Linked DNA regions of Homo sapiens: region 1 is linked to region 2. Evidence: chromatin contacts called from ENCODE Hi-C or POLR2A ChIA-PET data. All regions are on one chromosome and are shown on one strand. Each heading gives the region's core, a stretch centred on a gene start or an enhancer-like site at or near the end of the contact. The rest is flanking DNA. Distances are from core to core; before and after follow the strand shown. Region 1 has its middle 10 kb from the start of SPINK4. Region 2 overlaps B4GALT1-AS1 (B4GALT1 antisense RNA 1).

What was found. A loop is a pair of places that touch in the nucleus more often than their neighbours do. ChIA-PET counts read pairs that join two places held with the same protein, here RNA polymerase II (POLR2A). Pooled maps may share reads with other maps.
Region 1: a loop to region 2 is called in a map of spleen, with 3 times the contacts of the local background. The contact joins two enhancer-like sites. A Hi-C loop is called at or near these places in 49 of 168 maps with a recorded cell type or tissue (B cell, CD14-positive monocyte, CD4-positive, alpha-beta memory T cell and 30 more), 6 of 37 single-sample maps with no recorded cell type and 33 of 50 pooled maps. POLR2A ChIA-PET finds 5 or more read pairs at or near these places in 11 of 52 experiments (GM12878, H1, HEK293T and 8 more).

Annotation. Positions count from the first base shown.
Region 1 is chr9:33,227,574-33,232,372 of GRCh38, forward strand. No RefSeq gene overlaps it. Among named protein-coding and RNA genes, the nearest start is that of SPINK4, 10 kb to the right of the region's middle. Within about 2 kb of position 2,003, at least 6 of the 41 ENCODE cell types and tissues checked have a DNase peak (open chromatin) inside an H3K27ac peak, as active enhancers do; they include mammary epithelial cell, where a contact is called at or near this core.
Region 2 is chr9:33,178,032-33,183,079 of GRCh38, forward strand. It overlaps B4GALT1-AS1 (B4GALT1 antisense RNA 1), which reads left to right. Exons shown (of 3, transcript NR_108110.1): 3 at 1,294-1,952. It also overlaps a transcript of B4GALT1 not described here. Among named protein-coding and RNA genes, the nearest start is that of B4GALT1, 13 kb to the left of the region's middle. Within about 2 kb of position 2,965, at least 2 of the 41 ENCODE cell types and tissues checked have a DNase peak (open chromatin) inside an H3K27ac peak, as active enhancers do; they include mammary epithelial cell, where a contact is called at or near this core.

The DNA.
Region 1 (4,799 bases), core at 753-3,252, 49 kb after region 2:
TTGAGACAGGGTCTCACTCTGTAGGCCAGGCAGAAGTGCAGTGGTGCTAACTGCAGCCTCCACCTCCAGGCTCAATCGATCCTCCCACCTCAGCCACCCAAATACCTGGGACTAGAGGCGTGTGCTACCATGCCTGGCTAATTTTACAATTTTTTGTCAAGACGAGATCTCGCTATATTGCCCAGGCTGATCACAAACTCCTGGGATCGAGCAATCCTCTCACTTCAGCCTCCCAAAAATGCTGGGATTATAGGCATGAGCCACGGCACCCTCACCCCATGAGGGAATGTGGGCTCTCCGGTTAAGGAATTTGCTTGAGGTCACAGAACTTGTGGATTCACACCCCATGGCTGCAGTCACAAATTACCACAAACGCAGAGGCTTCAAACAACATCAATGCATTCTGTTCCACTCGGGGGTCAGAGTCAGAAATGGGGCACAGGCTTGCTCTCCCTCTGGGGGCCCTACGGGAGAAAACGTCCCTTGCCCTTGCCAGCTTCTTAAGGCTGCCTCTAACCCTGGGATCCAGGCCTGCATCACCCCCCACTCTGCTTTCATCATCACAGCTCCTTCTTTGACTCTCCCTCCTCCCTCTTATGAGAACTTTATGGCCCAAGCTCACCCAGGTAACCCAGGATAACCTCCCCATTTCAGGATCCTTCCTTTGATCACAGATGCAGAATCCCTTTTGTCATGTGAGGTAACATATTCACAGGTTTGGGGGATAAGGAGGTAGGTATTTGGGGGGATGGGAGCATCGGTCTGCCTATCACAGTGAGTGAGTGGCCAAATGAGGGTTCAAACCCGGTTCTGTCGTATTCCTGAATCTGGGATCTTTCTCCAAACCACACTGCCCCTTCCTTCAGTCCTTCCTGTCCTTGGAGCTGTCCTGGGTTCCCAGCAAGCACAGATTCTCAGAAAGGGACAGCAGAAGACCCTAAGGCTGGACATATCAGGATATCACATATCCTGGTGAGAGTCCAAAGACTTCTTTTCAAATCTGGGAGGGAAGAGGAGAGACGGCAGGAGACTCCATGCCCATACCCCATTCACCATAAAGGGAGGGGGAGGTTGGCCTTGAGGGCCAGACAGGAGAGGTTCTGCAAAGGGAGCAGTGTACCCTCTGAACAATGCCGAGGACAGCACAGGTACTATGTGAATGTTGGTGAGGAGGGTGCAGGTTGCTGGGGTCGGTGGTGGGATGAGTAGCAGTATTTTGGACCCCGTGTCTAAATTCAGCCTGGTCATAGATACTGCCAGTGGCTGTGTCTGGGAAGATGCCAAGCTGGGGTCACATGGGTCCTGCCTGCTGAACCTATAAGTGCCGTGGGGCATGTGTGGCAGCTCCTCCCACCTTCTGCCTGGACCCCCTGGAATGACTGCCTTTTGGAGAGGGTCTATATTCAGGGACCTCTAGACCTTAGCTGGGCCCAGATGCAAGGAGGTTCCACCTGTGGTCCACACTCGACTATTTTGGCAACTTCCTGCCAAGGCTGGACCACAGAATTTTCCACGAAACTCACTTCAAATTGTGCGGCTCTTTCAGCTCCTGCTATTTCAGTTACTGGGCCAGGATGGGCTTCTGGGTGTATGTATTTAAAACCAGAATCTATGGTGGGCAGAGGAATCTGGTAAGAGTCTGAGATTTAAAATCAGATATTGTTTTGAATGCCGGCTCTGCCACTTACAATGCTGGAAACTTCGAACTTGTCATTTAATCTTTCTGAGCCTTAATTTTCTCGTCTGTAAAATAGATAGAATTATAAGGCCAGGTTAAGAGGCTAAGAGGGGGAACTCCTTGTGCGGATCTAAGGACCCCTCCTCGAGGCTGGGAAGAAAGAGGTGGGCAGGAGACCCTGGGCAGGGGACCATGCCCAGATCACACCCACCACAGGGAGAGGGCAGCAGAGATCTTCGGGCAGCTTGAGGGTCAGGTGGAGACAATCACCAGGGAGGGGCAGACAAGCCCTGAGGCCTCACCTGTCAACGCACTGACTCACCTCAAATATTTACTGGGCGCCTTTGAGCATGAGAACTAGACCTCTCCCTTGCCTGCCTTGGACCAGTGCCCATGGGCATGTTGAAAGCACCTGCCTGGAAGAGAGTCTGCCTTAAGAGGGTGGGTACCAACCAGGGCCACCTTGGATATGGAAAAGAAACATCATGAAAAGGAAAGAATTTCCAGGGCTCCTGGAACCGACTGAAGACTTTAGCCTTTTGGGCTCTGAGGCTGTGCCATTTGCCAGGCTCCAAAATCGCTAATCATTTTATCCTGTTCCTTTGGCAACAATAGGGTACATGTGACCTCAGCCCGGCCCATCACAGATGCCCAATTTCCAGGCCACATTGATTGGTTCAAGAGATGAGCACATGACTTACCCAACCCAATCAGAGTCTCCTCTTGGGTTTTTATACACTGAAGGAGGCTGTGGGGAGAGGAGAAAAGTCCCTTCTGTTCCTTTAGTTCACAAAGTTGGGAAAAGCGGTCTGCAGCCATACCTCCCCATCCCTAATAGCAAACAGTAAGCCTGTCTATAAGTGGGAGAGCATGATGACAGCCCCCCCAAAGAAAAGTATGAGAGTGGGAGATTGTGAACAAAACTCTGGTTCTCCCCAGCACACCCCAGGATCCTTTGGGCAGGTTGCATGGCCTCTGAACTTTGCTGCTGGATACCTTACCTGCCCCCACTCCAGTTAAGTGCACACTACAGGGCCCATGGAATCTAAGGGGAATGGCACCCCCTGGAGATGAACAGAACACATTCCACACAACCACATGAAGTAGCCCTGATTACAGGTGAGCAACTGAGGCTCAGAGGTGCAATGACACACCCAAGGTCACACAGACAAGGTGTCCAGACTCCAGAGCCCAGGTTCTGATGGCATGGCTGCCTCCTGGCCCACCCCTGGCACAGCCCAGAAGGGAGGCAGCACTCAGGACTCCAACATGAGTCTGGGAGCTGTTACTCTGGACAACGGCACCCCTGTGTCCAGGAGCCATCAGGAGGCCCTTGTTGGGCCAGCTTTATGAAGCCCTGGGCTCTTGTGAGCGAATTCATCGTACAAGTGAAAGATCAGCATGTGGCCATGGTGAAACCCTGTCTCTACTTAAAATACAAAAATTAGCTGGGTGTGGTGGTGCGCGTCTATAATCCCAGCTACTCGGGAGGCTGAGGTGGGAGAATCCCTTGAACCCGGGAGGCGGAGGTTGCAGTGAGCTGAGATCGTGCCACTGCACTCCAGCCTGTGCAACAGAGCAAAACTCTGTCTCAAAACAAAACAAAACAAAGTAAGCATGTGGGGAAGGTTTAGTAACATCTGTGGCTTTTGTCTGACCAGCAACATTCCTCCTTTCGGTAATAGAATCCCAGGTTTTCTTTGGAGACCTACTTACCTTCATTGGATACAAATAAGGGACTGTCCATAAAAATGCCTTCCCTTCCCTGGTCAGAAAGTAGACATGGGCTGGGCACAGTGCTCACATCTATAATGCCAGCACTTTGGGAGGATCACTTGAGCCCAGGAGCTCGAGAACAGCCTGGGCGACATAAGAAGACCCTGTCTCTACAAAATAAAAATAAAAAATTAGCTGGGCATGGTGATGCATACCTGTGGTTCCAGCTACTTGGGAGGCTGAGGAGAGAAGATCGCTTAAGCCAGGAAGGTCAAGGCTGCAGTGAGCCGTGATCTCACCACTGCACTCCAGCCTGGGCAACAGAGCAAGACCTTGTCTCTAAAACAAAAACCAAAAAAACGGAATGTGGACACATAACTCTAGGTTTTTTGAGCCCAGTTCTTTTGGGGCATAGTTTTTTCAGCTTGTCACCTAGTTTTTTGTGCAGCTGTGGTAGCAGGCACTGTCAGTGTCCCACCCACACTGTTTACCACTCCCCATTCTTGTGCATACCTGCGGCCTCCCTGTGCAACCCTTGCAATCCTTTGCCCGGAGGCTTTCTCTAGGAGCCCAGAGACATGAAAGGAGCTAGCCGATAGTGCCAGGGAGTTAATGGTCTCTCTTCCAGCAGCCCTCAATCAGCGACTGTTGGGAGTTGCTGGATATATACCCCAATTCCTTCACCTCTCAGTGGGGATAACTCTGCCATGTGTGCCACACAGTGTCCCAGCCATCCCTGGTTGGATTGAGGCCCAGTTTCCCCAGTGGTAACCTCAGCGATGCATACATTATTAGTTCCCTTCCCTGCCTTCCTTATTCCCACTCTCCTGCAGGTGTTTCGTGGGATTGCCTCCCAGAAAATGATTTGGAATCTAATGTGCTTTTCTCATGGTCTGCCCCTGAGTCCAACCTAAGACAATACCACATCCTTCTGGAAAATTATTATTCTGCTGAGGTTTGCCAAAATCTACTTCTGTTGCTTGCAACCCAAGGACCCTATCAAAATTCATAGTGGTCTGGAGTTGTGACATGTTGCACCAGGCTGTGATAATCTGATTTTTCTGAAGGCCATCAGAGCTCTGGAACGGAAGGGGGTATCAAGAGACTTTGTTCTAAGCTCTTTTGTATGTATGCTCAGAGGACTTGAGCCACTGGTTATGTCCATGAATGGAAATGTTTGGATGGCACAAGGTCCCAGAACACCAGGTCTCTTGAGCAGCCCCACTCCTCGATGGGTCTGTATGATAATCCCTTATGGTTGGAGGTGATCAAGCCAAGAGTCCATGCACCAGGAGAGAAGATAGGCACTGAAACTGTTTCCTGTGAGTTCAGCAGATGGTCTTGGGGTAGCTTATGGAGACAAAGCACCACACTCAGGTCTTAGAGGAGATACTAAGTTCTTAGG
Region 2 (5,048 bases), core at 1,715-4,214:
CAGGCTGGAGTGTACTGGTGTGTGATCTTGGCTCACTGCAACCTCCACCTCTTGGGCTCAGGTGATCCTCCCAACTCAGCCTCCCGAGTAGTTGGAACTACAGGTGTGCGCCACCATTCCCAGCTAATTTTTGTATTTTTAGTAGATATGGGGTTTTGCCATGTTGCCCAGGCTGGTCTCAAACTCCTGGGGTCAAGCTTTCTACCCACCTCAGCCTCCCAAAGTGCTGGGATTACAGGCGTGAGCCATTGTGCCTGGCCCAGAAGATCTCTTCAGGCCAAGGCTCAGAAGTTATACAGTGATACATAGCTACATTCTATTGGTCCACATAAGTCACAGGACTAACCTAGATTCAAGGGGAGAGGAAATAGACTTCACAAATTGATAAGAGATGTAGGAAAGAATTTGTGGCCATCTTCAATCTGTCACAACACAAATAAACTGCGTGTCAGGATGCTATTACCATCTATATTTTGTTCTGAGTGCTCAACTATACTTGTTCTCATGACCCGAAGTGGGTCTGCTTCCTCCTCTCACCCCTTTATCCCAACCTGTACACAGGTGCCATGGCACTGGGTCCAGGCCCTGCTCAGTGACTTTGGTCATCCATTTCCAGCAACATCTATACCCAAGACAGGATATGTCTACAGTCTGTTGGGATAGGTTATTTGCCTCAAGTGCTGCTTTCTCAGATCCTAGAAAGGCCAACAGAAGCCTGGCAACTGCCTTCAATTGCTGTATCTTAAAATTGTTGGAATATCCCATAACTAATTGCTAATTAGTTATTGCCATAATAATGCTGCTTAGCAAATAACGACCAAATTGAAGTGCCATACAATAATAAAGCATGTATTTCTCTCTCAGGTGTCCATGGATTGGCGGGGACAGCTCTGCTTAAGGATGTAGTAGCTCTGCAGGTTGGCTAGGTTAGTCTATGGCATGTGTCTCTATTTCTTCTGTGATGCCCACCAAGGGCATGTTTTTCACATGGCACAAGATGGGTGAACAAAAAGCCCCAATATCTCATAAAGCCTGTGGTTGGAATGGTCACTTCCACCCACATTCTATGAGCCAAAACAAGTTGATTGGCCAACCCAACATTATCATATTCTGCCTCTAGTGGGAGAAACTTCAAAGTCACATGACAAAGGGACTGGATATAGGGAGTGGTGAAGAATTGGGAATAATGCAACCCTCCATGAATTTTTCTTTTTCTGGAGCTAGAATGGTGGCTGGGAATTGTACTCCAGAACAGCTCACAATTTGTAATAAATCTGGTCTCTTTTCCTCCAGTTTCCTGTTCTTCCCAACCTGCGCTATGGACTTCATCAGATTTCAGCATCAGAGAGAATATGGAAGGACATCGACCCTAACTTCATCCAGTGAGGATTTCCACACACCATACACTCTCTGAGAGTTCTCTTGGCTTTGTGTGCACACCTCCAGTGACAGGGAGCTCGCTATGTCATGAGGCAGCCTGCTCCCTTGTGGCTATCACTGAACCAACTATTAAGCCTTCTTATACAAACAGTCCCTGACTTACTGTTAGACTTACAACTTTTTGATTTTACAGTGGTGCAAAAGCAATATGCATTCCATAGAAACTGTATTTCAAATTTTGAATTTTGATCTTTTCCAGGCTAGCAACATATGAAGACCAACCTTCTATTTTTAAAATAGGCTTTGTGTTAGATGCTTTTGCCCAACTATAGGTTAATGTAAATGTTCTGAGAATATTTGAGGAAGGCTAGGCTAAACTGTGATCTTTGGGAGCTTAGATATGTTAAGTGCATTTTCAACTTACAATATTTTCAACTTACGATGAGTTTATTGGGATGAAGCCCGTTGTAAGTAAAGGAGCATCTGCATTAAGCTAAAATCCATGTCTATAACTTCCTCAGTAATATCAAGTTTGTTCCTTGGAGCCAGAGAATAAACTGAATCCTTTTCCACGTGATGGTCTTTCTGTTGTTTAAAGAGATCAGCCATGTACCTTCTCCCAACCTGAAGACAACTCCTCACCAGGCTACCTATCAATTCTACCTCTTTTTTTAAGAGATGGGGTCTCACTATGTTGCCCAGCCTGGTCTTGAACTCTGGGCTCAAGTGATCCTCCCACCTCAGCCTTCCGAGTAGCCAGGATTACAGGCACACACCACCATGCCCAGCTCCATTTCCATTGTTCTTCATGCTTCCTTATTGAGTTCCTTCCCTGTCCCGATTATTCGTCTTTGATTGGGCTTTGACTACCTGGGCATTTAGTAGGGTCCATAACTGAATGCAGCATTCCAGCCGGGGTCTAAGCAACAGAATAGAGCAGGACCATCATCTCCGCAATTTCCAATATCATACTTTCATCAATGTCTTCCGAAACAACATTCACTTTTTTATGTTCATGTTAAACTAAAAGACAGGGCTGAAGGCAGCATCCTGGAACAGTGGAAACATTCCTATAAGTTGACTTGAATCCTTTAAATAAAGTCCATGTACCAACCAGAGTTTTTGACTATTAAAACAGTCAATTATAACACTGCTCTGCCGTGGCCACCATTGCCCATGATTATTTAACACCACTGCTACAGGACCGTTCATGCTGCTGCTGCCTCCATGAATAATTTCGACACCATTCCTGCCTCTTAGCGTCACTCCTAAGAATTCAGAGTCTGCAGTGGGAATGACCGAGCCAATTCACATGCTTGAGCCCTAGCTGCTAGGTAGGGGAGGAACGAATCTTCCCCTTTCTGCCTCCATGGTGGGAGCTAGGGCATTGAGCCCTCCAGTACTATATACACTGGAAAATTTTCCAAAATAAGATGGGGGATTGCCTGTTGAGTGACAAGTATAATGGCAAAGGTTCATTCCAGTCATTTAAAAAAGTTCAATTTCCCTTTAATTGTACTATCATCCAACCCATATTTTCCTTTTTAGTCACAGGAATAACATGCCATAGATTGTTAAAGGCCGACCCAGTTTGCCAACAGACTATCAAATGCAGCACTGTGATCTGGCAGTTTAGGGACCTGTTAAAAAAAGAAATGTGATAGTCTTTGCTCTGGCTTGTTCTGAGAAATCTCCACTTCCTTTACATCTTTAAAAGTCTATCCTTGGCCAGGCACAATGGCTCACGCCTGTAATCTCAGCACTTCAAGAGGCTGAGGCAGGAGCATTGCTTGAGCCCAGGAGTTCAAGATTAGCCTGGGCAACATAGTGAGACCTTGTCTCTATTAAAAATAAAAAAAATTAGCCAGGCGTGGTGGTGGTATGTGTCTGTAGTCACAACTACTCATGAGGCTGAGGTGAGAGGATTGCCTAAGCCCAGGAGGTTGAGGTGGCAGTGAGATGTGATTGCACCACTGCATTCCAGCCTGGGCAACAGAGCAAGACCCTGTCTTACACACACACACACACACACACACACACACACACACAAACTATTCTTAGATAAGAGTGTAGTTTGCAGAATCAACGTCTTCCTGTAATGGACAGGTATTGATTTTTTGTGCCTCCTCTTCAACATTACTCCTTCTGTTAGAGACTCCCACTCTTCCCTATGTGGTTGGGACAGGCTAACTACGGGGTCGCTATGGCCTGGGTGACTTATATCTGGCCAATCAGAGCACTATACCCCTCTGGCCACAGTTGATTTGTTCAAGGATCAACATGTGGCCCAAGAAGGACTAATGAGCAATGTCCCTTCTTCTCCCAGGACTTCTGCTGCAAATGTTGAGTAAAAGGCTTTTCCTTTCCTCTGGAATGGCCAGTCTGGAGTAGCAAGGGTGCTGTATTAGTTTCCAAGGACTCCTCTAACAAATTATCCAGACTTGGTGGCTTCAAACAACAGAAATTGATTCTCTTACAGTTCTGGAGGCTAAAAGTCCAAAATATCAAGGTGTCAGCAGGGACAGGCTTCTTCTTCTTTTTCTTTTCTTTCTTTTTTTTTTTTTTTAGATAGGGTTTCACTCTGTCACCCTTCCTAGTAGCTGGGACCACAGGCATATGCCACCATGCCCAGCTAATTTAAAAAAATTTTTTTTTGTGGAGACAAGGTCTCACTCTGTTGCCCAGGCTGGATACGCTCCTTCTGAAAACTCTAAGAAAGAATTCTTTCTTGCCTCTTCTAGCTTCTGGTGGCTCGCAGCCATCCTTGGCATTCCTTGGCTTGTAGCAGCATCATTCTATTCTCTGCCCTCATCTTCACATGGCCTTCTCTCTGCCTATGATTTTCTCCTGTTGATGTGTCCTCTCCTCTTATAAGGAAACCAGTCATTGGACTTGGGCTCACCCTAATCCAGTATGACCCCATCTTGGCTTAACTAATTGCATCTGCAAAGACTATTTCCAAATAAGCTCAATTCTGAGGTTTCGGATAGAAATGAATTTTGGAGGTACGCTGTCCATCTCATTACAGCCATTATATGGAAAGAGCCTATCTGAGAAATAAGCCAAAAAGGAAGCTAGAGGGTTACGCCCTGGTATGCTGTATCAGACTCCCCCTGGACTGACCAGTTATGTAACCTGGTGAATTACTCCTCCCTTTTTTCCCCCCATAAGCTGATTTGAAGTAACAGAAGGAAACTGATTACCACTCCTCCTTTTGCAAAATTAAAAAATCATTTACACAGGACTAATGTTCCAAACTTCTCCCCGCTATATTCATCCTCCAAAAGTCTCTGACAAGGATTGAGCAATTTCATTTGGAAATTCTCTTAGTGCCTTGGATTTACTTCATTTGGCTAGGAAACTAACTTATTTTGACAAGCGAGATGATCTCTTACAATGTCTTCAGCCATTCCTTATAATTTTTATTGTGGAAAATTTTAAAAATATACAAAAATAGAGAAAATAGTGTAAGTCTCCAAGTTCCCATCACCCCACTTAAAAAAAAAATCAACATTTAGCCATGTTTATTTCATCTATACCCCCAACTTCCCTCCACCTCCTGCAGGATTAAAGGAAAATTCAGATAACATGTACAGTAGTACCCGCTTATCCATCGCTTTCCGATGTCTCAGTTACTGGAGGTTAACCGTGGCCTAAAAATATTAAAT